2 separate regions of the Homo sapiens genome follow, and region 2 is linked to region 1. Evidence: read pairs that join two places in POLR2A ChIA-PET (ENCODE). Cell type or tissue: HepG2. All regions are shown on one strand. Each heading gives the region's core, and the rest is flanking DNA. Links, peaks and the distances in the headings are about the cores only.

Evidence for each region. Peaks named below come from ENCODE experiments on the same cell type or tissue, not always from the same donor. Only the 100,000 strongest peaks of a DNase experiment are listed, where the experiment ranks them.
Region 2: POLR2A ChIA-PET joins it to region 1 with 12 read pairs; 6 of 35 experiments call an interaction of 5 or more read pairs at or near these places.

What each region holds. Positions count from the first base shown.
Region 1 is chr2:182,966,701-182,983,653 of GRCh38, reverse strand. NCKAP1 (NCK associated protein 1) reads left to right here. Exons shown (of 31, transcript NM_013436.5): 11 at 272-368; 12 at 727-833; 13 at 2,278-2,410; 14 at 4,739-4,820; 15 at 6,703-6,761; 16 at 16,293-16,438. Among named protein-coding and RNA genes, the nearest start is that of NCKAP1, 63 kb to the left of the region's middle. In HepG2, for the core only: no CTCF peak of the experiment used is centred there; DNase peaks (open chromatin) are centred at 9,493 and 9,983.
Region 2 is chr2:183,023,452-183,035,785 of GRCh38, reverse strand. It overlaps NCKAP1 (NCK associated protein 1), which reads left to right. Exons shown (of 31, transcript NM_013436.5): 2 at 11,870-11,980. Among named protein-coding and RNA genes, the nearest start is that of NCKAP1, 8.8 kb to the left of the region's middle. In HepG2, for the core only: no CTCF peak of the experiment used is centred there; a DNase peak (open chromatin) is centred at 3,395.

The DNA of each region.
Region 1 (16,953 bases), core at 5,259-13,258:
CTTCTTGAAGGACTGGTCTTGAAGGTTGGGTAGGATTTTGATAGATGGAGAATAACAAAAGAAACATAGTTTAAAAAGCAACATAAGAAAGGCAGGATAAATGTAAGATTAGAAACTCACTTAACGATAGACACATAGAAGATGATTTTTATAGGAACTTTGGCTTCCTAAAAAAAGACTTTGGAAGTTGCACCTATAATGCTAGTTACTTTAATTGCCAATAATAATTTTAGTAGAAGCAGATAAACTATTATGGTGTCTTTCCCCATAGTGGTTCAATGCACAGAGAAAGACGCAAGTTTTTAAGATCTGCACTGAAGGAATTGGCTACTGTCCTCTCTGATCAACCTGGATTGCTAGGTCCCAAGGTAATTCATTTAATTATTATTTCAATAATTGTGCCATATTAAAATTTTAAAAAACGTTTCTAAGTGAAATTTTACTGAAATTTGAGTCAGGGACTACATAAAAGGATTTTTATATTTAGTGGAGAATGAATTTGCTGACTTGACATTCATACATCGTACCTCCCTGCATTCTTCTCCCTTATATGCATGCTCTCTCTCATACATACTTACAGGTTCTCTTGTGTCCTCTTCTGTTAGTCTCTTCACTCTTTTGAATTGATATTATCACTTCTTGCCAATGACTTTTCACATAGAAAGAGATTACCAGTTTTGTTTTTAATCTTTGAATAAGAATAAACACTTACTTTTTTTTAAACAGGCACTTTTTGTTTTTATGGCATTATCCTTTGCCCGTGATGAAATCATCTGGCTACTTCGTCATGCAGATAACATGCCAAAGAAGAGTGCAGACGACTTTATAGATAAGTAAGTTAGCAACATTTAAAAAAATATTTTCTGTATATAGATGCTTCTTGATTTACAATGGGGTTATGTCCTGATAGACCTATTGTAAGTTGAAAATATTGTTAAGTTGAAATTCATTTAGTACACCTATTATTACTGAACATTAGAGCTTAGCCTAGCCTACCTTCAATGTGCTCAGAACTCTTTTATTAGCCTACAGTTGGGCAAAATTATCTGGCAACATAGTACACTGAAGAGTATAGGTTGTTTATCTTTCTGATCACATAGTTGACTGGGAACTACGGCAGCATCATGAGAGAGTATCATACTGCCTATTGCTAGCCTGGAAAAAAAGTCAAAATTCAAAGTACAATTTGTACTAAATGTGTATCTCTTCTGCACCATTGTAAATTAGAAAGATAGTACATCCAAATCACTGTAAGTTGTGCACCATCTATATTCTGATTTGTGGGCTGGGGAATCTGGAGACTTATATTTGAAGCAAAATTATTTTGAAGAGCTTGGAATATTTGTAATATATCATTAGATGATATTAATTAGACTGCAAAGTCAAATTTAGTTTTAAATTAGGGCTTTTATTTTCTCGTAGTATGCTTTGTGGTGATAAAGTTTTTGTTTTCTTGCTATGCTCAGTAATATTTCTTATGGAATTCATTTTTTAAAACTATTTACTACACAAAACATTTAAATAAAAATCCTGTTTTTAGAGTTGCAACTCAGTGTGTCATTAAAATGTGTCTTATTTTAGTTCAGTCTCTCAATAAGAGTTAGAAAAATGGAGCAGAGAAATAAGAGCATACAGAAAAATTTTATTTCTTGCTAATCTTCTTTTATTTGAGATTTTTTGATGATGTATTTATAACATGTCCTGTTTATTTTTTTAATTTAAATTTTTTTTTTTTTTTTTTTTTTGAGACGGAGTTTTACTCTGTCACCCAGGCTGGAGTGCAGTGATGCCATCTTGCCTTACTGCAACCTCAACCTCCTGGGTTCAAGTGATTCTCCTGTCTCAGCCTCCCAAGTAGCTGGGATTACAGACACCCACCACCATGCCCAGCTAACTTTTGTATTTTTAGTAGAGATGGGATTTTACCATGTTGGCCAGGCTGGTTTTGAACCCCTGACCTCATGTGATCAGCCCGCTTTGGCCTCCCAAAGTGCTGTAATTACAGTCGTGAGCCACTGTGCCCGGCCCTGCTTATTTTCAGTTTGGATTTTCTGCTGTCGATTTTTAGCTTTAACTTTTTTTCTTTCTTCTTTTTTTCTTGCTTTCCATGATTTCTTTATTCATGAAATGATTTAAAAAGGAAGTAATTGACATTAAGTATTAAACAATGCCCTTTATAAGAAAAATACTTTTAGAAATAAGATTAAGGGCATCGAATATATTCTTTAATAATGATGAATTTATTATTTGAATATTTTTCTTGAAATTTTAAAAAAGGCACATTGCTGAATTAATATTTTACATGGAAGAACTTAGAGCACATGTGAGGAAATACGGACCTGTAATGCAGAGGTATTACGTGCAGTACCTTTCTGGCTTTGATGCTGTTGTCCTCAATGAACTCGTGCAGGTAAAAACTATCTCATACTATTTCCCTTTTGTTCCTTCCTTCCCACCTTTGATAGTATTTTATTTGTTTGTTCAACAAGCATTTATGAAATATCATGTGCCAAGTGATAAATCATGTTTATATTTTGGAGATCATTACCTAGAAGGGAAGAAACAGTTAGTTGTAGTCCAATGTGATAGGTGTTATGCATTAAGTATATATAAAGCTCAGAATGAACACAAGGAAAGACACAATTATTTATCCTGAAGATGGAGGTGTACGCTAACCAAATTACAGAGGGCCTTGGGAAAGAGGAGGTTAATCATAAATCAGGTGTACTACTTAAAAAGATCACCCTGGTTCAGTGTGGATGGTAGATTGCTGGGAACCAAATGAGGAGGCAGAGAGACCAGAAGAAAAATGACTGCAGTAGGCTAGATGAGAGGTGATGAGAGTCTGAACATGGGCAGTAGCTATGGAGATTCAGAAGAGATGATAGAGACAATATAATTGGTAATTAAGTATTAGAGGGAAAGTAGAATAAAAATCTTTTTGAAGAAGATTGTTAGAGGATGGCCAGTAAATAAAGATTTCATATAGACATTCCCATTTAAATGTCCAATTTTTTTTCCTTAATTGGTTTTTAGCCTTTTTTTGCTTTCCATAATTTATTTATTCAATATTTTTCATCTTTATTTAAATTTAAAAAACTTTTTATTCCAAATAAACTGACTCTAAGGAAATAATATTTTATTTTGCTTCACTTTATAGAATTACATGTTTCAAATGACTGTAAGCTAATACATAGTATAAAGAAAACAGTTAAGAATCCTCTTTATATAAAGACTTCTCTAAAGCTGCTAGTTTTCCAGAGAAATAACCATACTTTGAAGATCTCATTTTTTTCAAATCAACCTAAAAATATAATAAGGAAAAAAATTGTTCATGTAATTTTTTTTACCTTGAGTTACATGCTGTTACAAGCTAGTATTCTAAACTCTATAGTTTATTTCTTCTTTTATCCACTAGATGGAGCTCAGATACTTCTTTTCTATGGTCATTTAAAAAGGGAACAGAAAACCTGGGGTATTATTGCCTTACTATAATTTTATTTGAATAGTTATTACTTAACAGATAAGCCAGAAGCTTTTGTTACTGTTTATTATTTATTCATACTAGCATACAGTTTAAAAAGTAAACCAGAATTCCTGAATTACTTAATCTATTTTTATATAAAGTGGAGTTTACTAATACTGAGAAGATTAATTCTTAGCATTTCTTCTGGAATTATAGTAATAGTATAGTATCAGCAGCAATCATACTGATATTAGTAATTGCCAGATTTATTGATAGTGTATCTTACCAAATCTGTAGAAAACCTCTGTGAGAGTGGATATAGTTATCATTATTTGTTGAAGAAGAAATGCCTTATGTAATTTGCTCCTTATCACCAATACAGCTCATAAGTAATAAAGCCAGTAGTCAAACTCAAGTTTTGACTCCAAAGCCTGAGCATTTTACCACCCTCTTCTGTTGCAAAGTATATTCACAATGTTTTTCACCATTTGCTAGCATATAAATTTAGAACTAAGGTTGTAAACCTGTTAGCATAGTTGATTGCAATAGGTGTTAATATTTTATTGTGGTAAAATATATGTAACAAAATTTACCATTTTCATGATTTTTAAGTGTACAGTTCACTCGCATCATAAAGTTTTAAAAATGTGTTTTATTTATACTGTTTGTAAGCTAAGCATCCACTTTTTAAAAGGAATTTATTTTTTAGCATCCACTTTAAATACAGTTTATCAAATATTCATTTTTTAAGCTAGATTGAAAAGGATTTTTAGGTCTTAATTTTGTTGAGGCCTAACATACAGACAACAAAAATCATTCATTTTTAGTGCATGTTGTAAATTTTGGTAGCTGTATGCATTTGTGCAACTATTACCATCACCATATTCAAGACAGAACTTTTCCAACACCTTTAAAAGTTTACTTATACACCCTTATGGTACACCTTCATCATTCTTGCATAAGCCCCTGACAGCAACTGGTGTTTGTCATTATACTTTCGCCTTAAAAATACTTTTTCATATAAATTTTCCTATATAGTGTATGAAAAAATTACTTTTTAACACAAAATCATTTATTTTTTATTTCTTTCACTTAATGTAATGGTTTTGAGATTCGTGTTATGGTGTGTGTTAAAATTTCATTTCTTTTTTATTACTGAAAAATATTCCATAGTATGGGTATACCAGTTTGTTTATCCGTCCACTAATTGATAGACCTGAGTTGTTTCCCAACTATAGATGTTTTTAACGTTACTTTTTGTTTGTTTTTCAGAATCTTTCTGTTTGCCCTGAAGATGAATCAATCATCATGTCCTCTTTTGTTAACACTATGACTTCCCTAAGTGTAAAACAAGGTAATAAGCCTTTTAAATAAAAGCATATTTTCTTCTAATTAGATTTTCAAACTTGATTATTAAGGAGATAATTTACCAATTAATTTGGCTAATGATCTATTATCTTTTATCTTAATTTTGTTCTCTGAAGCAAAGATTTCCAAAATGGGTTTGTGATGCTATTTACAAAAATAATAATTACAGTTTTATATTTCTAATTATTAAGCAGGAAAAAAAGCATTTTGTAACAAAAACAATAAAACATTTGCATTTTGTAGCAAATCATATATTTGGTCCAAGCATACCAATAACAATATTTAATGCCATTTATAAAATGTTTAGTCTGTGCCAGGCACTTTACATATATATTATCCCATTTACTCCACATTCTTTTTTCAACACTGTTATTACTTTTGACAGATTTGGAAACTCTGGGTTTGAGGGTTAACCTCGCAGTTACTGAACATAATTTGCCAAGCTCTAATAGCTGTTAAGCAAAAGTAGGAATTTGAGCTCAAATCTGTCAATCTCAAAAATTGATGTCATATAATCACCTTGCCATTATTTGACACTCCATTCTAGTGGATCGATAGTGTGTTTTAGTTTTATAGTCTTTTAATAAAGGATATCAGAAACCTTGAAAACTTCTGAGTAATAAATGTATAAACATTTTTCTTAGTTCAATCTTTATTGCTACCACATCTAAGTAATGAAACTAAAGTAATTTTTTCTGGTGATATTTGGTTTATATAGAGTTATTTTGTGGAACTTCAGCATGCTGTCCAAAGTTTCTATTCGTAGGATCTCTCAAATTCTATTCAAACTCCTGTAAATTGACATGTAAGCACACTAAGAATCAGAGAGCTTAGGAGAAAAGCCTTTACTTCCCTTAGCACAACTGTCTCCTTTATCATCATCTTTACAGGATTTGAGAATTGTTTCACTGTCTTCACTCTTTAATTTTAAAATGTTTTTATTTTTTAATTGTAAAATACACATAAAATTGACCATCTTAACCATTTTTGAGTGTATAGTTCAGTAGTGTTAAGTATATTCATATTGTTGTACAACCAATCTCCAAAACATTTTCATCTTGCAAAACAAATTCTTTTAATGATTATTGAACAACAGTGTGCCATTTCCCTTTCCTGCTAGCCCCTGGCAACCTCCATTCAACTTTCTGTTTCTGTGAGCATGACTGCTCTAGATACCTCATATAAGTGGAATCACAGAGTATTTGTCTTGCTGTGACTGGCTAATTTCACTAGGCTTAATGTCCTCAAGTTCAGCCATAGTAGCATGTGTCAGAATTTCCTTTCTTTTTTAGCAGAATAATAGTGCATGATATTTATTTATTTTATTTTTGAGACCCAGTCCCGCTCTGTTGCCCAGGCTGGAGTGCTGTGGTACAATCTCGGCTTACTGTAACCTCTGCCTCCCAGGTTCAAGCAATTGTCCCACCTTAGTCTCCCGAGTAGCTGGGACTACAGGCACGCACCACCACACCCAGCTAATTTTTGTATTTTTAGTAGAGATGGGGTTTCACTACGTTGGCCAGGCTAGTCTCAAACTCCTGACCCTTAGGTGACCCACCTGCCTCGGCCTCCCAAAGTGCTGGGATTATAGGCATGAGACACTGCTCCCGGCCTCCATTGTATTTAGATACTACATTTTGTTTATTCATTCATCTATCAATGGAAATTTAAGTTGCTTCTACCTTTGACTGTTTGAATAATTCTTCTGTGAACATGGGTGTACATATATCTCTTTAAGACCTTGGCTTTAATTGTTTTAGGTATACTCAGAAGTAGAATTGTCTTAGCTCTTAAAATTTAAAATGTGCTTATAGATTGTGAAAACATTAATTTGCTTTGTAATCTTTTTTTTTTTTCTATTACTACAGTTGAAGATGGGGAAGTATTTGATTTCAGAGGAATGAGATTAGATTGGTTTAGGTTACAGGTAAGAATAACCTTTTATTGTCATTCTGTTTTGTTATTTTAGTTAACATGAAAAATTTTATAACAACTATAAAATATTCATTGTTATATACCTATTGAAAATATTTCTTTTGTATAATTAACCATAAAAGAAACATTTTGTACTAATTATTAAAGTTGGATAAATATATTAATAACTTAAGCCAATATGAGTTTTTGAATAGATTATTATAATTTTAAAATATCTAAAAATTTAAATCCCAATCTCTCTCTTGATTATCCTGATTCAAATATTTAATTCTAAAGTGAAAGCACAAAATCTTTTCTGAGAAAATATTTAAAATCTACTGTGGGCATCAGCAAACTTTTTCTAATAAAGAAACAGCTGCTAAAAAATTTTAGGCTTGCAGCCATATAGTCTCCGTCATCATGATTGCACTCTGCCATTGCAGTGTGAGAGCACCTATAGACAATACATAACTTAATGGGCATGGCTGTATTCCAGTAAAACTATTTATAAAAACAAGCAGGTAGCCCACAGGCCATAGTTTACCACCACGATCTGTACAAAAAACTTCCATTTTCTGAAAAACAAATAAATATTATTAGACTTAGAGTGTTCATTTAATATATGTCTCATATAAATAGTTCCTAAAGGCATTAAGAATGCAAGCCTAACACCTTGGTGTATACTGTAACCTTAATGATAAAAATTAGTTGCCCTGTAAATATTTTAAGTAATTATGGGAAAATGGCCCAGTGTTCTCAATAATGTGCATGTTTTAAAAATCCATATATTTTTAAATGATAATATAGTCATTTGACTCATTGTGAAGTCAAAACATTCAGTTTGCCCCTTTCCCAGTTTCATTCTCCAGAAATACTCACTTTTAATAACTGGCCTATATTTTTTTAGATGTTCAAACAAGTAAATTAGATAGTACTATGTACTGTTTTGCTATTTATTTTTGTCTTTTTAAAAAAATATTTACTTATTTATTTATGTTTTAGAGGCAGGGTCTTGCCCTGTCACCCAGGCTAGAGTGCAGTGGTATGGTTATAGCTCACTGTAACCTCAGGCTCGTATGTTCAGGCAGTGCTCCCACATCAGCCTCCTGAATAGCTGGGACTATAAGTGCAAGCCACCACACCCAGCTAATTAAAAAAAAATTTTAGAGACTGAATCTTGCTATGTTGTCCAGGCTGATCTCAGACTCCTGGCCTCGGTGATCTTCTCACCTCAGCCTCCCAAAGTGCTGGGATTACAGGCATGAGCCACAGTGCCTGGCCTGTTTTGCTGTTAAAAATAAATAAATAAAATTTCTATTTGTTTAATTAAAAAGAGAAAATATAAGAAGTATTTTTTTGTGGAAGCCATTTTTAGATGGATACAGTCTCAGGAATGACTCTCAGGATGACCATACTTTTCTGGCGGTCTGCTTAGTACTCTGAGGTGCTTTTGCTTTTCTTAGGTTCTTTCCTTCCAACCTCAAAATGCATAAGCACTTTTCTCTTTTTTGTTCTATATTCTCTAGGGAGCTTATTTTTAGAAATGAAGACTTTTATAAATAAAAGCATTAAATACCTTACCAGTTAGTGGGAGATCAGGGAAGTACACTTGAAATACCAACATCCCAAAATGTTAAATGTGTATATATTATAGGTTATTTTCTTATTACAAATAAAGTTTTAAAATTGACACCTCTTTGTTTTTAAAAAGGCAATGAAACAATACAAAAGTAGAACTTGTAAAAAAAAGAAGTGGAATTTCCTCTGCCAAAGGATATACATGTTTAAAACTTTGAAAGTCATTGTCATAAAGCTTGAACTGCTTCAATCTCCTGTTCTGGGTTTATAGGAGTGCCTAAACCAATACTTGGGCTCAGAGAATTTTAGAGATTTAGATGCATTTCAGATGCACCCTTACATTTGAGTTATTCATGTGAGAATTTTAGCCTTTTTCAGTCACTGCAAAATAAAAAGCATTGAGTGAACATGAAGAATGTAGACCTGATTATTCCTATGTGTAGATTTTTAAAGTTTTTTAAGATTTTTATAAGAGCATTATTAGCTAGCTATCTGATTTTTTTTTCATGTAATCTATACCTACTTGTGTTAGTTTCCTAGGGCTGCCATAACAAAGTACCAACTAGATGGCTTAAACAATAGAAATGTATTATTTCATAGTTCTGAAGGCTGGCAGTCTGAAAGCAAGGTGTTGGCAGGGTTGGTTTGTTTCAAGGACTGCAAGGGAGAACCTCTTCCATCTCTCTCTCCTAGCTTCTGGTGATTTGCTGGTAATCTTTGTTGTTCCTTGCTTGTAGTTGCATTACTCTAAAGGCATTCTCCCTGTGTTTCTTCACTTCATTTTTCCTCTTTGCATATTTCATGTTCAAATTTTCCCTTTTTATAGGGCTACCAGTTATATTTGATTAGGTCCCATTCAAATGACCTCATTTTTATGTGCTTAGCTCTGGAAAGACCCTAATTCCAAATAAGGTCACATTCTGAGGTACTGGGGGTTAGGATTTAGGCACATCTTTTCTTCGGGGATACAATTCAATGCATAACATTGCTGTTAACCACGTTTAGAACATGCAGTCACTCAGACCCTTTCTACTGCATACAGACCCTTTTTTTTTTTTTTTTTTTTTTAGTGACAACAGGACAATGCATACAAAGGAAGGAAAGAATGGGACATAACACTAAGCCAGAGAAGTGTTCACTAGAAGTAGAGAACAAAAGTGCAAGGTAGCAGGCAGGGTCCAGAATCTAGAAGGTTTACATAGGTATTGAAAAGCAGCTCAAAGGTGAAAGTTCCAAGCCTACAGATTAGACTGTAGGATACAGAAGATAAAATACTGAGCAGTATTATATAATCTGTAGAAAAATAGCACATTCATCTTTTGAGGATTTTATAATCTAGCTATGGAGACAAAGCATAAAAAATGTAAAAAATAGCAGCTGAAAATCTGAAAGATTAAGAGATGTCATAGACAGAATATGTTTATCAGTTAATTTCAGTCTTAGAAGGGATAAAGCATTTTTCAAGTTAAAATTGCTTTGAATAGGAAAAAGGAAAGGACAAACAATGAGTAAAGAGCAAGTAAAGAGACTTTTGAGTATAAAGGATTACTGTAAGAAGGGGAAAATATTCACAAGAACTATGAATGATCTGCCTTTGATCACTGACCTTTGGTTTCAGGTAGAAGTGCAAGAATTGTTAGGTAAAAGCACATGGCCAGAGAGTGGTGAAGAGTTCTATAGATAGCCAGTAGTGGTTGAGTAGAGCAGACCAGAAGAGTAAGCCTTTGGGAGAATTTTAGTAGTGTACTTTGTGCCTTCACTGGTGTCCTATTTAGTTTGGTTCTAAGGTCATTGCTTTTTTATAGGTCACTTTCATCTTTCTCTGTCCTTTTCCTACTCTTAAGAATTCTCTTTGTATTTTTGTCATTCTTTTCTACTTCCTAAGTGATCTCATTCTGTTGTGTATTCCATCAGTCCCTTAAGCATTTTTAGTTGCTCTTTCAAATATCTTCTCTCGTCTGTCTTCTAATTTATTCAAATTGTTTATATTCTTTTACTTAAACCTATTCTTTTTTAGTAACATGTTTCTCCCCCCATTGTTGTCAAGCAGTTAAATCATTATCTTGTTTTGTTACCATCCATTTCTTCTGAATTTGTTTTCACAATGTTATTTAAATTCTGATTTAATTTTTTTAATTTTAAATTTTTATGAATACATAATAGTTGTACATATTTATGGGGGTACATGTGATATTTTGATACAAGCATACAGTGTATAATGAACAAATCTGGGTAGTGGGAATATTTCATCACCTCAAACACATATCATCATATTGGAAACATTCCAAATCTACTCTTCTGGTTATTTTGAAAGATGCAGAAAATTATTAACTATAGTTGCCCCATTGTGCTATACTAGTTCTTATTCCTCCTAACTGTACTTTTGTACCCATTAACCAATCCTTCTTTATTCCCACTTCCTACCTTCCCTACTCAGCTTCTTATAACCATCATACTATTCTCTGCGTCCATGAGATCAATTTATTTAGCATCCACTTAGGAGTAAGAACATGTGACATTTGTTTTTCTGTGCCTGGCTTATTTCACTTAACATAATTTCTTCCAGTTCCGTCTATGTTGTTGCAACAGACAGGATTTCATTTTTTATGGCATAATAATATTCCATTGTGTATATATTTACCATTTATCTATTGATAGACACTTGGGTTGGGTTCCATATCTTGACGATTGTGAATATTGCTGCAATAAACATGGGAGTGCAAATACTTCTTCAGTATGTTGATTTCCTCTCTTTTGGATATATACCCAGCAGTGTGATTGCTGGATCTATTTTCAAATTTTTGAGGAACCTCAGACACTACTGTTTTCAATAGCGGCTCTACTAATTCACATTCCCACCTGCAGTATATGAGAGTTCCCCTGTCTCCACATCCTCGTTAGCATTTATTTTCTGTTTTTTGATAATAGCCATTTTAACTGGGGTGAGATGATGTCTCATTGTGGTTTTAATTTGCATTTCTCTGATGGGGAGCAGTTTAAAAATATATCTGTTGGCCACCTGTATGTCTTCTTTTGAGAAATGTCTGTTTAGCTCTTTTGCCCATTTTTAAAATCAGTTTTGTTTTTTTTTTTTTTTTTTTTTGCTATTAAGCTGTTTGAGTTCCTTATATATTCTGATTGTTAATGCCTTGTCTGTTGAATAGTTCGTAGATATTTTCTCTCATTCTATAGGTTGTCTCTTCACTGTGCTGATTGTTTCCTTCTTTGTTGTGCAGGAGCTTTTTAGCTTAATGTGATCCTATTTATCCATTTTTTTGCTTTTGTTCACTGTGGCTTTTGAGGTCTAACTCAAGAAATCTTTGACCAGACCAATATTCTGGCATGTTTCACCAGTGTTTTCTTCTAGTAGTGTCATAGTTTCAGGTCTTACATTTAAGTCTTTAATTCATTTTGATTTGATTTTTTTTGTATGATGAGAGATAGAGGTCTAGTTTCATTCCTTTACATGTGGATATCCAGTTTTCTCAGCACAATTTATTGAAGAGACTGTCCTTTCCCCAATGTATATTCTTGGCACTTTTGTTGGAAATGAGCTAATAGTAAATGTGTGGATTTATTTCTGGGTTCTGTGTTCCGTTTCATTGATATTTGTATCTGCTTTTATGCCAACACCATACTGTTTTGATTACTATAGCTTTGTAGTAGATTTTGCGATCAGTAATGTGATTCCTCCTGCTTTGTACTTTTTGGATTGTACTTTTCAGGATTGATTTGGCTCTTCTAGTTTTTTTTTTGTTGTTGTTTGTTCCATATGAATTTTAGGATTTATTTTTTCTGTTTCTGTAAAGAATGTCATTGGTATTTAGATAGATAGTTTATTGAATCTGTAGATCACTTTGGGTGGTATGTTTAGCAATATCAATTCTTCCAATTCATGAACATGAGATATCTTTTTTTTTTTTTTTTTTTTTTTGAGACGGAGTCTCGCTCTGTCGCCCAGGCTGGAGTGCAGTGGTGGGATCTCGGCTCACTGCAAGCTCCGCCTCCCGGGTTCACGCCATTCTCCTGCCTCAGCCTCCCAAGTAGCTGGGACTACAGGCGCCCGCCACTACGCCCGGCTAATTTTTTGTATTTTTAGTAGAGACGGGGTTTCACCGTTTTAGCCGGGATGGTCTCGATCTCCTGACCTCGTGATCCGCCCGCCTCGGCCTCCCAAAGTGCTGGGATTACAGGCGTGAGCCACCGCGCCCGGCCGATATCTTTTTATCTCTTTGTGTCTTCTTCAGTTTCCTTCATCAATGTTTATAGCTTTCATTGTAGAGATCTTTCACTTTTTGTTTAAGTTTGTTCATAGGCTTTTTTTTTGGTAGTTATTGTAAATGAGATTTCTTGATTTCTTTTTCAGTGTGTTTGCTGTTGACACATGGAAATGCCTCTGATTTTTGTATGTTGAGTTTATGTCATGAAACTGAATTGGTTGATCAGTTTTAATAGTCTTTAGGTTTTTGTAAATATAATATCATATTTTCTTCAGATAAGGACAATTTGATGACTTCTTTTCAAGTTTGCATGCCTTTTATTTATGTCTTTTGTCTAATTGCTTTGGCCAGGACTTCCAGTCCTGTGTTGAATAAAAGTGTTGAAAGCAGGCATCCTTGTATTGTTCCAAATCTCAGGAAATGCTTTCAGTTTTCCCCAATTCAGTGTATTGCTAGCTGCGGGTTCATCATCTATGGCCTTTATTGTTTTCTTCCATACCTAGTTTGTTAAGAGGTATGTTTTTTTCCATACCTAGTTTTTTAAGAGCTATGTTTTCTTCCCTACCTAGTTTGTTAAGAGTTTTTATTATGAAGAGATGTTGAATTTTATTGAATGCATTTTCAGCATCTATTAAAATTATACAGTTTTGTCCTTATGTGCATATGTTGAACCATCTTGTATTTATCTAACTGGATCATGATCTGTTCAGTGTGTTGTTGAATTCTGTGTGCTAGTATTTTGTTCAGCATTTTTGCATCTATGTTCGTAAGTGATGATGGCCTGTAGTTTCTTTTCGTGTAGTTTTGTGTCTTTGTCTGGTTTTGGTATCAGGGTAATGCTGGCCTCATAGAATGAGTATTTGAAAGTATTCCTTCCTCCTCAATTATTTGGAACAGTTTGAGTAGAATTGGTATTAGTTCTTTAAATATTTGCTGGAATTCAGCAGTGAAACCATCAGGTCCCAGGCTTTTCTCTCATGGGAGACTTTTTATTACTGCTTCTATCTCATTACTTATTACTGGTCCTTTCAGGTTTTCTGTTTCTTCTTGGTAGGATGTATGTGTCTAGGAATGTATCCATTTCATGTCGGTTTTCCAGTTCTTTGACATATAGTTGCTCATAATCTCTAATCCTTGGAAGTTTTTGGTATCAGTTGTAATGTCTCCTTTTCTATTTCTGATTTTTTTGGGGTCTTCTTTCTTTTTTTCTTAATTTAGCTAAAGATTTGTCAATTTTATTTTTCCAAAGAACTAACTTTTTATTTTGTTGATCTTTTGTATTCTTTTTAGTCTGAATTTTCTTTATTTCTGCTCCGATCTTTATTACTTATCTCCTTCTGCTAACTTTGGATTTGGTTTATTCTTGCTTTTCTAGTTCTTTAAGGTACATTATTAGGTTATTTGGTCTTTCTACTTTATTAATATAGGTGTTTATTGCTATAAACTTTCCTCTTACTACTGCTTTTGCTGTATCCCATAGGTTTTGGTATATCGTGTTTCTGTTTTTATTTCTTTCAATAAATGTTTTATTTCCTTAATTTCTACATTGTTCAGGAGCATATTGTTTAATTTCCATATGTTAGTTTCCGAAGTTAAAGGTACATTATTAGGTTATTTGGTCTTTCTACTTTATTAATATGAGTGTTTATTGCTATAAACTTTCCTCTTAACTACTGTTTTTGCTGTATTTCATAGGTTTTGGTATATCGTGTTTCTATTTTTAATGTGTTTCAATAAATTTTTTATTTCCTTAATTTCTACATTGTTCAGGAGCATATTGTTTAATTTCCATGTGTTAGTTTCTGAAGTTCCTCTTGTTGATTTCTAGTTTTATTGCACTGTGGTCAGAGAAGATACTTGATATGATTTCAATTTTTTGAATTTGTTGAACTTTGTTTTGTGGCCTAACATATGGTCTCTCCTGGAGACTATCCCATGTTCTGATGAGAAGAATAAATTCTGCTTTTTAAAAATGTGGGACAGTTAATGGAACTCTTTATTGAATTCATGGCCACAGCTATAGCTAATTCCTGTTTATACTCTAAAGCTGATAAATGGTAAGTAAAACTCCTTAGGCTTAGTTTGTGATAAATGTCAAGTATATTTTGTCATCAGAATATTGACATCATTCTACCTCATTCCTTCTTCTTTTCTGGTAGACAAAAACAACAAAATACAAAAGTCTCCTTTGTGGTGTCACTGTCTCATTGAATAGTAACATCATCCACCTATTGGTCCCTTGCCATGGTAGGGTTTGAGGTTTAATTTTTATCCTACTTACAAGGTGATAATTTACTCTCTTACTATTTCATGGATGCTGGCAAGAAGATATGGAGCTCCTGGGTCAGTGACAAAAGACAAAAGACTTCATTCACTGCACAGAAAGCAGCATAGGCATCAGCATATATGCATTATTTCTGCTATTTCCCTAAGCTCTGCAGGTGTGGTACAGAGGAGCCAAAATGAATTCTGTGCATGCAGTCTGTTTGTGTTGCAGATAAGGAACACTAAATTTGAGGAACCCTCTATTTTATCATCAGCTGTAAGCATACTTGCTCTTTGTTCCAAGGGAGACATTACCTCATCCCTCAAATTTGATAGCTGCAAATATAACCCTAAGAAATGGCCTAGAGAATGAGTGGCTCAGGCTTTGCCTTCTTGACATACCCAGCAAGGTGTGTGGGAGCATGAGACCCATGCAGGAGTATCTCCCAACAGCCAAAATCCTGACCATCATCTATAATTCTGTTTCCCACTATATCTAATTATTTCCCAGAGTAAACTCTTTTAAACTACCATTACTCAAAACCAGACCATTGTAATGCCGTCTTATTGCCACTACTGCCTTCTAATAGATTTCTGCTTCCTTTCCCTTCCCAGTCATGCTTCCCTATTTTCCTCACTATACAGAGTAATCTTTCTAAAACAAAAACTGGCCACCACATAGAACCCTTAGTGCTTCACTAAAAAGTTTAAATTCTTTAACGTGGTATACAGGCTGTTCACCATCTGGTTGAATCTCATGTTTTACTATTTCCCTTCTCTTCTTTGCACTCAAACTCTAGCCGTAACAAACAGTACTTATTCTGTAGGCATCCCTTCTATTCTTATTCTCTGCCCTTCTGAAATGTGCCCTATCCATGGACATGATCTGCTTTTTGTGATTTGGTATCCCAGTTGTAGAATTTTTTTCCCCACAACCTATCTTAATGATTTTCGTTTAGTTCTATCACTTTTTTGGCCAAACTACACCAATTTTTACTATCTTCAGTACTTTTCTAGAATTTGTCAAATTAATACAGTGTATTATATGATCCAGTTTTTAGTGAATCAGTATACTCTAAAACCTCATTGAATCAACATGTGCAGTACTTAGTTTTATCTGATTGCTTCCTGTGTGTGTTTTGTCTCTTAAATTAGGTCGAAGATTTCTTTTGGTATGGTTAATATGACAATTAATTGTTTTACACTTTTGATATTTTAACTTCAGTTCCTTTGAGGTTCAGTGTGAATGACTCATATATTAGACACTGTTTTATGGACATTAGTATTTCAGTTTACTAAATAAATTCTTGATAGGAATTTCAAGGTAGGGTCACTACAGACAACTAACACAGTAGATGTTACTGTCAGTGTCACAGTAGATAGTTTAAGTATCTTTCAGTGATGCTTTTCCCCCTGTAAAATGACAAGTCCGAAGTCATTTATGTTTACCTGAACTACTTTTTTTTTTTTGTACTTTATAGGCATATACTAGTGTCTCAAAGGCTTCACTTGGCCTTGCAGATCACAGAGAACTTGGAAAGATGATGAATACAATAATTTTTCATACAAAAATGGTAGATTCCTTGGTGGAAATGTTGGTGGAAACATCAGATCTCTCCATATTTTGGTATGTTGTAATTTTCTCTAAATCTGGATTTGAAAGTTTTAGTATGCGATATATGTTTCTTGATTATTTTTGTGTTAGCATAGTCCTTAAGACAGTTCAGTAATAGATCCTTAAGAATAAAGGGAATAGTGGACTTTTATTAAAATGTGCCAACAAAAAGAAGTTTAACCAAGTTGGGATTTTATGTCTGTTTTTAATTCTCTAAAAGAGCAACTTACTGATGTGACTTTTATTTCTTACATTTTTTTGAGGAGTTGAAAACAGTCACTCCAAATTACCTTAAGGCCCTTCTTTGCATGATTAGACTAAAGGGAAAGAAATGTTGTAGATCAAGGTCAAATAGAGCAAGTGTTGGAAATTAAATGCCTGGTAACTTCACTTCTATGATGTAAAATTAAACATTAATATGAAGATGATGTGGTGACTACCTCCTGCATTGTGCTTCATTCTCTTTTTCTGTTAGAGTCTTTTTGTTATACTTAGTTTATTTTTCTTCCCTCTCTTCCTCCCAGAAA
Region 2 (12,334 bases), core at 2,795-10,794, 55 kb before region 1:
TGGGTTTGCTCCCTTTGTGTAATTTTGCATGTAAATGAATCAGATAAGATTTTGGATCTTTCAGCCTATAGAATTGTCTGTGAGTCTGGCATATCTTCCCAGCTGGCTAGGAATTGAAACATTTGTTCAAATATCTTGCCAAAGAAGTGAGTAAGATCTGTTCACCATGTGTTTATTAGGTTCATGCTGTCTGCATTCTTACTGCATTATAAACCACATACTCTTTTCAATCTCAACCTCTTCTAGTCTTAAAAAAAAAACCTTCCACCTCATAATACATGTTTGCCAATCAATTATCACATTTTCATTAATGCATGTGCATTAGATTGTCTACCAGATCTAATTACTCTGTTTCAATTGGAAGTATACAGTGGAAATGATATTTTAGTGAACATATACAATGAAAAATAGTTAAGTAAAATAACTTATTATTGTCAGTAATATGCTTTGGCGCTTATTAGGGAAGTTGGAGCATGATTACTGAAGAATGTTTTTTTTTTTTAATTTCATCAGTCAAAAATTTTGAGATCTTAATATTTACAATTTATGGGAATTTTAGGGAACTTGTAGTTTGACGGAGGATGTAGGAACACATAAAAGCGGATTTTAGGGAAAAGACTTGAAGGTTGTTGGTAGCTTTACATTTAAATTTATTTGTTGCTTAATTCCTTTTTTTTTGTTTTTAAATATATGGTTTCCCTTTTGCAGACCTAATAATGTGACTCACTCATGTAGAGATTTGTAACATTTTTAAAGGTTCCAGCATGGCAACTTGTGTGGTGGTGGGATTAAGAGCACTGGGCCAGAAGTTAAGAGACTTGCATTCCAATCTTCATTCTGTCACTGAGAGTTCTCTAACATTGGTTAGTAATTTGACTTTCTTGAGCTTCACTTTTCCTCATCTGTAAAATGGGGAAAATTAACTGTAAAAGGAACACTAAAGTCTATTCCAGCTCTATCTTTATGATTTTATGGTGAAGTAGTAGAGTAGAAATTATGTTTCATTTTAAACAATAACTGAACTCAGTTTAGTTTTCTGTAATGTAGGGAGCATAATGCCTGCCCTACATACTTCACAGAATTGCTTCTGAAGGTAGAGGATGGTAATATGTGAAAATAGTATTTAGGAATCTGAGCATCTCTTTTGGGCAACATTGTTTTTCTGAAATTGTATAACTGTTCAACAAAACTGCCAAATACCCAAAGAAAACATTTTGCTCAGTTAAATTTTTGTGTGTGTGGTTTACTCTCTTCTTTTTTTCCTTCTCCTTTCTTTTCCTCCACCATTACCAACATGAGATTAATCTCTGTATTAAAAAGATCTTAGTTAATACTTGCGTCTTTTCCTCCTGTTAAATTTCTGCCTGTACTGTAAAGGTCAGAGAATGAGAAAAAAAAAAAAACCCATACAACTATTACAAACTTTTTAAAGTGGAGTATTGTGGTGGTTTAAATGCAGTTTTACTTCTTTAAAAACATTAGAGGAATATTTTTCTTTTTTTCCCTATCCTTTTCTCATTATTTTGGATAAATTTATTTTCTAAGGAAAAGTTTAACAGGACTAGCATTGTAAAATTGAAAGTCTTTAGCCAGTATCTGCTTATTTAGTGGGGGAAGAAAAGATGTTTGTGAAGGGAGCAGTGCAGGGTAAAGGGAGGGGAACTGGTTTTAGTCTTCCCTTTCAGTATTGTATTTGTTTCCACTTAGGGTGTTATTTTCTCTTTTGGTCAATCAGATGCAGAAGCGTGTTCCAGAGATGCTTAGGAAAATAATTATTTTTAATTTTTAAGTAGCAATGATAAATAATCCATCTTTTGTTTCCTTTATGGAATTGTTAAGTAACTTTAAAATTTTTTAATGATTACCAGAGGAATATATGTTTATTGTCAAAAACTCAAACATAACATAAATGAGTGACTTCAAAAATTCACTGTCTGCCCATCTTTATAACTTTATAAGCTACTGAATTGTTAGTTTGTAAGTAGGGTTGTATATGTGCCAGTTTGAAATGATTCTCTTGTTTTAAGTAGAAGAACCCATACTGGAAAATGCTTTGTTATTGCATAGTTGACTATTTTAGATAGTAATAAAATTGCATCTTTAAAACTGTTTTATAAGCCATCATATGAGCTATTCTTTCAGTTACTCTCAAATATTGAGGTTTTCCCTTTTAATTTATTCATTTACTCTTCGTTTATTGAATGTGTTCCCTGGCATGAGGGAAATAGAGGTAAATTAAGATGAAGTCTCTAGTGCCAAGAAATTAGTGTCTTAGTGGGGAGAGAGATGTATAGATATTTAACTAAAATGCAGTGTGTAAGTAGGATTGTCGGAGTCTTGAGAAGGGAATTAAGGATTATAATCTGGGAGAGATGGTAAAGAGGAGAGTCACATTTGTACTTGGTTTTGAAGTATGAATAGAAACTTCAGGCAGCCAGTGACAGAAACTAACTAGTTACTATTTCAGATTGCAGAGTTTTTATTCAGTAGGATATACAGAGGGTCCCCAACTTGTGATGGTTTGACTTAACAATTTGTTGACTTCTTGTTGGCACAAAAGCTATGGCATGCAGTAGGAAGTGGTATGATACTTTCTTGTGATCTGATACTCTGCAGTGTACTGTATTACCAGATAATTTACTCAACTGTAGTCTAATGTAAGTGTTTAAGGTAGGCTAGGCTAAACTATGATGTTAGGTAGGTTAGGTGTGTTAAATGCATTTCTTCTCTTTTTTTGGAGACAGGGTCTAGCTCTGTCATACAAGCTGGAGTACAATGGCACGATCTCAGCTCACTGCAGCCTCTGCCTCCTGGCTCAGGCGATCCTCCCACCTCAGCCTTCTGAGTAGCTGGGACTATAGGCACATGCCACCATGCCAGGCTAATTTTTGTATTTTTTTTGATAGAGTTGGGGTTTCACCGTGTTGCCCAGGCTGGTCTCTGTCTCCTGGGGTCGAGCAATCCACTCGCTTCAGCCTGCCAAAGTACTGGGATTACAGGTGTAAGCTACCGCACCTGGCTGATTTATGATATTTTCAATTAAAGATAGGTTTATTGGAATGTAACCCTATTGTTAAGTTGAGGAGCATCTGTATAAAGATAACAAAATACAGTCATTCTGCATAATGATATTTCACATAACACTGAAATGATGGACTGCCTATACACAGTAGTCCCATAAGATAACACTGTATTCTTACTGTTTTTTTTTATGTTTAGATACATTTAGATACAAAAATACATACCATTATGTTGCAATTGCCTGCAGTATTCTCATTGTACGGGTTTGTAGCATGAAAGCAGTAGGCTATATCCCATGTACCCTGGGTGTATAGTAGGCTATACCATCTAGGTTTATGTAAGTACGCTCTGATGTTCACACAATGATGAAATCATCTGATGACATTAAGCAATGCATGACTGTGTTAGAGTATAAAATAGTAATGCTCTTCTTGCAGGCATATAACCTCTAAACTTCACTTATTTTCTAAACATTTTCCGTACTTGCAGAATATTCTGTGAGTTGAGAGAGCTAGATTCTAGATAATGCTCTGATACTTTTTTTTTAGTTTGAACAAGTTATTTAACATTTCTGGGCTGTAGGTTACTTACAAAGTGAGGAGATCAGTGGTTCCTAGCCAGGGATACATAATAGAATCCTCTTGGAAGGTTTTTCCAAATTCCATACATCTGGATCCTGACCCAAACTTAACTTGAACAGAAAAAAATCCCTGAAATTGTTCCAATGTTAACTACTGAAATAACTGAAATGTAAATTCTTAAATACCTGTAATTTCTTTTCCTGCTAATTATTAACTGTGGTGATTTAATTTAGTTGTCTGGGTTATAACTAAATTTCTGGAAGGCTGCACATTGGCTGTCTACTAGCAAAACCAGCTCCATGGTACTTATTTGCTCTCAGCTTCTGTTATGCTTCAAGCTGTATTTTTTGGCTTTCTAAGCCTTGCTAGTCTTATTGATTCTAACTCTTGTAATCTTAAATAGATATTCCAGTTATCTCACGTTTTTGGAATACGCTTTTATTAACCTCATAGGTTAAGAGGAGAATTAAATGAGTGAATCCATAGGAAGTATTGGTACAGTGCCTTGTAGCAAGCGTAAGAGCTGAGGAAATGGTGGCTGTTGTTACTAGTTCTATTTCTGGGGCTTGGAACATAGTGGACACTTAATAAATGTTCATTCCCCCCCACCCCCAGATTAAATTAAGCTCAAGACTACCTTTTAGGAAACATTCCTCACTATTCTATTTTACTGCCTGATACAGTTTGACATCTACTTACTGCTAAGACAGAATAATTATTTGTATTTCAGAAGTATGTGTTCCACAGTAGTCCTTTAAATAACAATTTCTTTTTAACCGCAAAGGTATGACAATATATATACTTTAAAAAACTGCAAAAACACCTTTGCTTCATAAACTGAGATGATCCTGTATATTGGAAGCTGAAAACTGTTTAAAGGCAACAGTGACATATATATCTTCTTGTAAATGGAATGGTAATTAATAACTCATTTGAATCACTAAATTTTTTTCTTTTTTTTGAATCACTAATTTTGAAGTGTATAATGGGTTGAAGTTTTTCAAGTTCATGACTTTCTCAGAACTTGTGTCTAAAGGACAATAACTGTGATTTCTATATTTTTAGATCTCAATTATTGGCTCCAATTAAGAGGTAGTTATTGATAAAATTACATTAATTTGAAAGCATTTCCAATAATTTCAGTATACTTTGTTATCAAGCCTCTTAATCCAAGTTACTAGCAGTAGATTGCTCTCTTTTCTTTTTACCTACCTAAGAGGGAAAGTGCTAACTTAAAGCAGATCGGTTGGCCAAAATATACATCATAACACAGGAGGAAAAAAATAATCGGAAAGCTAACTACTGATGAATTTGAGTCTTATTTTGCTCTTGATATAAAGTTTTCCAGTACTTATGGACAATTTTCATACTGTAATATTTTCATTATTTAAAAAATTGGAACATAAAATAATCATAGGTATATATTACTTTTACATTCCATAATTTCAGGTAACGTCTATTCTTCCTCTAGGTATTAATTTCAATTTGTTGAAAACTCAGGGAAGAATCTTTGTCCCTTTATTCCTTCAATTTTGCAAAACGTGTGGTGTTTCTTGGTTATTAAGTCAAATTCCTCTTTCGAGTCTAAATTGGCCACATTTTGTATTTTTCTCCTCATCCTTGACATTATTCAGATGGGGCTGGTTTCTGTGCCCTCACGAATAGCATTCTCACTCTGACTCCTGAGATCTTGTTCATATTTTTTCAGTTAATTCATTGTACTAGAAAATCATTTTGTTCTTCCCTATTTTGGCATTTTTCCAATTATTGTACTAGAAAATAATTGTTCTTCCATATTTTAGCAAAGGAATGTGTTTTATTCCTGAGTTAGAATAGAAATTAAAAAATAAAACTGAAGCTAGGCACAGTAGTAGTGCGTGCTTGTAATCCCAGGTACTTAGGAGGCTGAGGCAGAAGGATCTCTTGAGACCAGGAGTTCAAGTCCAGCCTGGGCAATATAGCAAGATGCTGTCTCAAAAAAATAAAATGGATTGAACTGATCAGATTTTTACCGTGATAGCAACTGCTTCCTGAGGTTTTAAGCAGCGGAGGTTTTGAATAAGTGGAGCATGTTTTTAAACATTATTTTTGGGAGGGGACATATATTTTTAGATAGTGTTTTGGAATCAGGTATGAATTTCTCTGTAGGTCCTGTCAGTAGTTGTGAAATCTTGATCAAGTTACTTAATTTTTCAGAAGCTCCTTTCCTTTCTGTTGAGTGATAATTTAGATAATTTCTAAAGCATAGGTGTTTTGCACACAATAATTGCACAGTAAATGTTCTTTTTACTTCCAACATCTTTTGTATCTTGATTATTTTGTTGTTTTTTTTCCTTCTCTCTCTTTTTTTTTTTTTTTTTTTCGAGTCAGGGTCTCACTCTTGCCTAGGCTGGAGTTTGCAGTGGTTGTGAACAGGGCTCACTGTAGACTCAACCTCCCTGGCTCAAGCAGTCCTTCCATCTTAGCCTCCCAGGTAGCTGGGACCACAGATATTTACCACCACGTTTGGCTAATTTTTAAACATTTTGTAGAGACAGGGTCTCCCTCTTGCCCAAGGTGGTCTCAAACTTGTGGGCTCCAGCAATTCTCCTGCCTTGGCCTCCGCAAGTGCTGGGATTGCAGGTGTGAGCTACTGAGCAGTCTTTTTTTTTTGGTGTCTTGATTGTTGCTTAATCTCTTGTGAATAGATAGAGGAATTTTAAAAATCTGTATTTTTTTTTTTTGGCATCATGGTAAGTTCTTGGAAAAATAGTAACATTAACCATGTAAAGTTAAGCTGTGGTATGTAATCCTATGCTGTAATAGCTTGAGGAAAGGCCTCAGTATGGGGGTTTGTGGTAGAGTGGCAGAAAGATGTGTTTTAAAGTCATACTTTAAAATGGCATAGGGTCTAGGCTTGATGTTTCTAATCAAAGATGTTTCTTTTGTGGCCCGGATAATATATTGTGTAGTTTTCTGAAACATCCTTGTCCTTCATTTTTACTGATAACATCAGATTTGTGTTTTAAAAGGAACTTAGAGATATTGAATTGACTACTGACCTATAGTTTTTTTTTTGTTTCTTTTGAGACAGAGTTTCACTCTTGTTGCCCAGGCTGGAGTGCAGTGGCGCGATCTTGGCTCACTGCAACCTGCGCCTTCCGGGTTCAAGCGATTCTCCTGCCTCAGCCTCCCGAGTAGCTGGGATTACAGGCGCCAGACCATACCTGGCTATTTTTTTTTTTTTGTATTTTTAGTAGAAACGGGGTTTCACCGTGTTGGCTAGGCTGGTCTTGAACTCCTGACCTCGCGATCTGCCCACCTCGGCCTCCCAAAGTGCTGGGATTACAGGCGTGAGCCACTGAGCCCAGCCTAGAATTGTTTTTATGGAAAATCTTGTTTCCATAATTGAGAACTCACTATGTGTATCCATGTATATAAAGAAGTTTTATTTAAAAAAATATTTGGAACTTATTTATTAACTACATATGTGCCAGGCACCTAAATAAACAGTTTATGTGTATCTTATCTTTTAAATATTTTAACAGTGTACCCTATGCAGTAGGTAGTAATAATATCCTCAATTTATGGGTTAGGTAACTGAGGCTGAGAGGTTAGGCAACTTGCCTAAGGTCATATAGGCTATTATGCACTTGACCCAAGAGACAAGGGTTTTAATTACTATGTTTAAGTGTATCCTTTAACATCACTGTAATTTTATCTGTCACATAAAATAATCCTGACTTTTAAAATATTATAATTAGAATATTCATGGAGAATAAAGTTCCAATTCTGAGAACTGGAAATTTAAGTATATAAATATTTAAATTTATTTTAGATCTTCTGAAATTTGAAATTATAGTATTTTATGTTTTATGAAAATATGCTGACTCAAGATAAAGTAAAACAGGGTACTTGGGGGAGTTTTTGTTTTTTCAATTCTGTACTTTATGCATAGTTTTCTTTCTGTGTAGTGAAATACCTCTTTTAGTCAATTCTCTGAAAAAGTTTTTTTTTTGGTAGGGCTATAAAATTCAGGGATTTAGACATCATTTTACACTGTATTCACCTTTCCTTTTTTTCTATTTTTGGGAGTATGGGGGATAGAAGTGCTCAAATGTTTAATTGAATTGGTAATTTGTTAAATCTTTTGATTACGTCTTTCTGGTAAGCCTTTCTGAAATATATTAGTCTAAAATGTTTTGATAACTAAGTTTAATTGTGTATTTAGTTTTTAAAAATTTGATACTTCAAAAGGTGATAACTTTGAGTTAAGGATTAATTTTGTGTAATATTGTAGATGTAATAGAAAGATATATGATTTCAAGTATACCAATAGCAGGCTGTTTTCTGAAAATGCAAGTTGTGATTTTCTTATCCTCAAAATGAAAGTTTTTTGAGTTTGGGTGGGGAATAAGATGAATTTTTATAAACTATAACTTCTGGTTATTTGGAATTTTCTATACTGTTTTAGTATGGTAGGAAACCTTAAAGTTTTTTTAAAAATTTTTTTGTAGAGATAGGATCTTGCTATGTTGCCCAGGCCGGTCTCTAGTTTCTGTCCTCAAGTGATCCTCCCACCTGAGCCTCCCAAAGTGCCAGGATTACAGTTGTGAGCCACCATGCCCAATCAGCCTTCTTACCTGAATTATTTGTTATGGTTCTTTGCCAGGATATATTTTACCTAGCTGATAACTTTTAGTCATGTCAGTTTATTTTTTTCATAGACTTCTTCTTTTTTGCCTAAGTATTCCCCATACAAGTGTCTCTCTTGTTATTAAGCAAATAAATCAAGTAAGTGGATTTTAGAAAAAAGATAAGATGGGGCCTAGTACTTCTGTATGTATTAACCTCTTATTTTTAATTGGCATTTTTTGGGAGCTCTTGGTATGCCAAATACTCTCGTAAAGTCTACAGGTAACACTTTCATGTAGTGAACATAAAAACTTTTTAGCATAGGTTGTAATTATTATCTGTTTAACAGTTGAAGAAACTGAGGCACAGATAGAATGACTTGCTCATGGGTACACAGCTAAGTGATGGTGCCAAGATTTTAAACATGGACAGCCTGTCTTGAAACTCAGGTTCTTAACAATTAGGTTAAACTCTGTACAGTTACAGCAAATGTAGACTTTAGGCTGTATTTAGGCTGTATTTAGATGTTTAGGCTTAAAGTGAATAAAGGAAATATTTGATTGAGAGAGGGGATTGTATTTAATAGTTGCATAAGGAAGTTAACACTAACTTGCTAGTTGTATATATATATTATGATAAAGACTGTTACTATGATTACTATTCATATTAGACTTGGATAATTATTATCATCATTATAGCTATTATTAAAAAGCAGCTAGCATTTTTAGAGCACTTATGTGCTTATCATTTTGCTAAATGCTTTACATGGTTTCTTTATCTCTCTTCTAATCCTTATAATAACCCTGTGAGGTAAGTACTAATTTCCCCATTTTACAGACGAAGAAACATAGGTTAGGAGATATTTTGTAATATATTCCAGGTCCCATGGCTAGTAAGTCATGAAAATTGAAACTCAGCCAGTTTTATTCCAGAATATTTGTTTTTAACCTTTGAGACATACTGCCTCCCAATTAAGTATGTTAGATAAGGTCCACTGAGCAGTGTGGAAAAGGTAAATCAATTCCAGGGAAAGCAGATTATATAGTCCTTTATTTTTTTCTGAATTTTTTTTTTTTTTTTTTAGTTTTTAGTTTTAAGAGACAGAGCTTCACTCTGTGGCTCAGGCTGCGGTACAGTGGTGTGATTACAGCTCTGTAGCCTTGAATTCCTGATCTCAAGTGATCTTCTCCCTCAGCTTCCCAAGTAGCTAGGAGTACAGTTGTGCACCACCACACCCTTATAATTTTTTTTTCTCTTAAAGCCCTGAGCTTACTTCTCTACAAGCTAATTTAAAACATTTTTTTGTAGAGACAGGGTCATGCTATGTTGTCCAGGCTGGTCTCCAACTTCTGGCTCAAGCCCCTTAGCCCCCATTTCTGGAATTACAGGCGTGAGCCACTGGACTTGGACAAAATGAAATTCTGTTCTTTCTGTTTTCAGTGTAAGAAGGAAGAGCTGCTCATTTATATATGTGTATGTGTGTATACACACATACGCACACACATACTTGTTTGGTTATCAACCAACGAAGTTGTTTATATGTTTACATTCTTAAACAGTAAAATTTGTGGTTGTGGGAAATGGATATGGTGATCTGTCATTTTCATTATATGTGATAGTCCCTAATAGAGGAATGGATAGCTAAATTTTTCAATAGTTAGAATATGAAAGACAACACATATGAAAAAACTGAACATAATTTGGAATCACTTTAGGATTTTGCACTACCTCAAGCATGTTTATGACACTTGATTTTTATTATGTGATTATGTAAGGCAATGCTAATCTATAGCTATTTGTGTTTGGGCAAATTTTTAGTATGTGATTATTATTCTTAGCTATTATATTTGGGGAGAAGAATATAAATTGGAAGATTTTAAGAATATTTTAAAGAAATGATAGTCTACTCAAAGAAAGTTGGATATATTTTAATATTTATGATGTTGAAATGGAATTTACATAGTAGTAATGTCAGTCTGGCTAAAGATTATGAAGTTCTAAATTTCTTAAGATTTTGTTTTATTTAATTATATTTGAGAATTAAGAGATTTCTTACTGCATTCCTATTTCCATTTGGAAAATATAGGAATGTTAACATTGATTTTTATACTTTGGCATGGTAGGAAGTTAGGTGATGTTTGAAAAATAGTTACAATTTGAGCTGAAATACAAAAGTCATCCAATAACAATTTATTTTTATTCTCGGCTACCGTTTCTTTTTAAGGTATGTAAAATTTCACTGATGGTTTTGCTCCTGTTTTTATAGCTGCATGTAGTCTTTATTTTCCTTCTTTCTAGTATTATTTTAAGTTGGTTTAGAAAGAGCACCAAGAAACTGACCTGATTGTACACGTACACAGTAGTGTTTATATGAACAGTATAAACTCTATAAATTTATTTTATACTAAAACTCGCTACTTAGAATACCTTTAAAATTGTAGCACCATATAATTCTAATCTTGTTCTGTTATTCATAGTCTGCAGTGCATAAGTTTTCTTCTGAAACGTATATCATAGTTTGACAATCATTGTTTACACGTAATTTTCTCTCTTTTTATTACAATGCTTCCCCAGCAAGGACAAGTTTGGAAGGTTTGCAAAGCTTTTCACCTTCCCTCTGCCCGCTTGCCCGCTTTCAGATCAGTTTCATGTTTCATAACTTCTCTTTCTGCAATCCACAACATAGCCATAGTAAACAATGGAAAACTATAAAATTGCAGTAGTGTATTTCCTCACACATGGCAGACAGATGTAACTTTCCAAAGGACACATCCTTTTCAAAATGCAATAAAAAGAAGTTAAATAGAAATGTTATAATTTTAGTAATTCCCTAAGGAATAACATCTCGCTAGCAAGCAGTTAATTTAATGTCACGTAATAAAACAGGAACAGTATTCAAGATTATATTCTGTATTGTAATAGTTCAGGTAGAAAGTTCTTTCTAATAATAATACCTTACATTTGTATAGTGCCTTACAGTTTACTGCAGAGAATGCTGTACTGCTGATACGGTCAAAACGTAAACATATCCATTTGTTCTGTGCTTATGATATATAGAACAGATGTAGATTCATTGTTTGAAGTGCTGCTGGTATGATGGAAAACAGTGTTGTAACTCAGATGTTCAGAGAATAAGACAACACACCTTAGCACTATAAAGACAATTTTAGCAGCTTCCAGTTCTTTTGAACTAGGGCTCTTGTATTAAAATGTTTAAAGTGAATGAGGAAAACATTTTGGAAAAGACATTTAAACATAAGCTTTTATTTTATAACACTTAGAAAGAAACATGTCTAGTACTCTACTGAATATTTAATTTTGTAATATTTTATTAGCTTCAGATGAATACAATCCTACCTCAAACCAAGAATTTTTTTTCTTTTTCTTTTTTTTAGGTTTGAGCTTTTTCCTTCACTGCTGTTCTGCGCTAACTGCTTCGAAACTTTCCATGCATTTTTTTCAGTAGAAGAACATCTCTGTACTGTCTCCCATTGCATATTTCAGCTGTGACAATCCCTGCACTTTGCCTATTCATTTTATCACCTGCTCACCAAAAACAATAAATATCTCTTTAATTTCTAATTGCAGATTTGCTATTTTTGATTTTAGAAGAAGGGTGCATTTCACTTTTTTTTATTACTGTTGTTTTATAGGCATGTGGAGACCCCAAGGCAAAACCATCCTATCTTATCGACAAAAACCTGGAATCTGCTGTGAAATTCATAGTCAGAAAATTCCCTGCTGTAGAAACCCGCAACAACAATGTAAGTTATCTAAATTTTTCTATTGCTTAATTTTAAGCATCTTTTAGAGAAACAGTGGTCAACACAGTGCTTATAGTAGCTCTTATTTACCTAATTTTTAACATTTTGATATACAGATTATATACCTTAAGGGTTTTTTTGAGACAATATTCTTATGTCCGAGACCGGAAAAAAATAACTCTTAACGACATTGCCACTTTATTACAGCAAAGATCTTAGATTACTATATATTTATTCCCTTTCAAATTGCAACAAGAGTAAGGTAATAGATATGTATATATTCCAAATTCTTGTGTGGATACTTGGGATATTTTTGTTTCTTATAGTCATAAACTTCCTGTTGAAGTTAGTAAA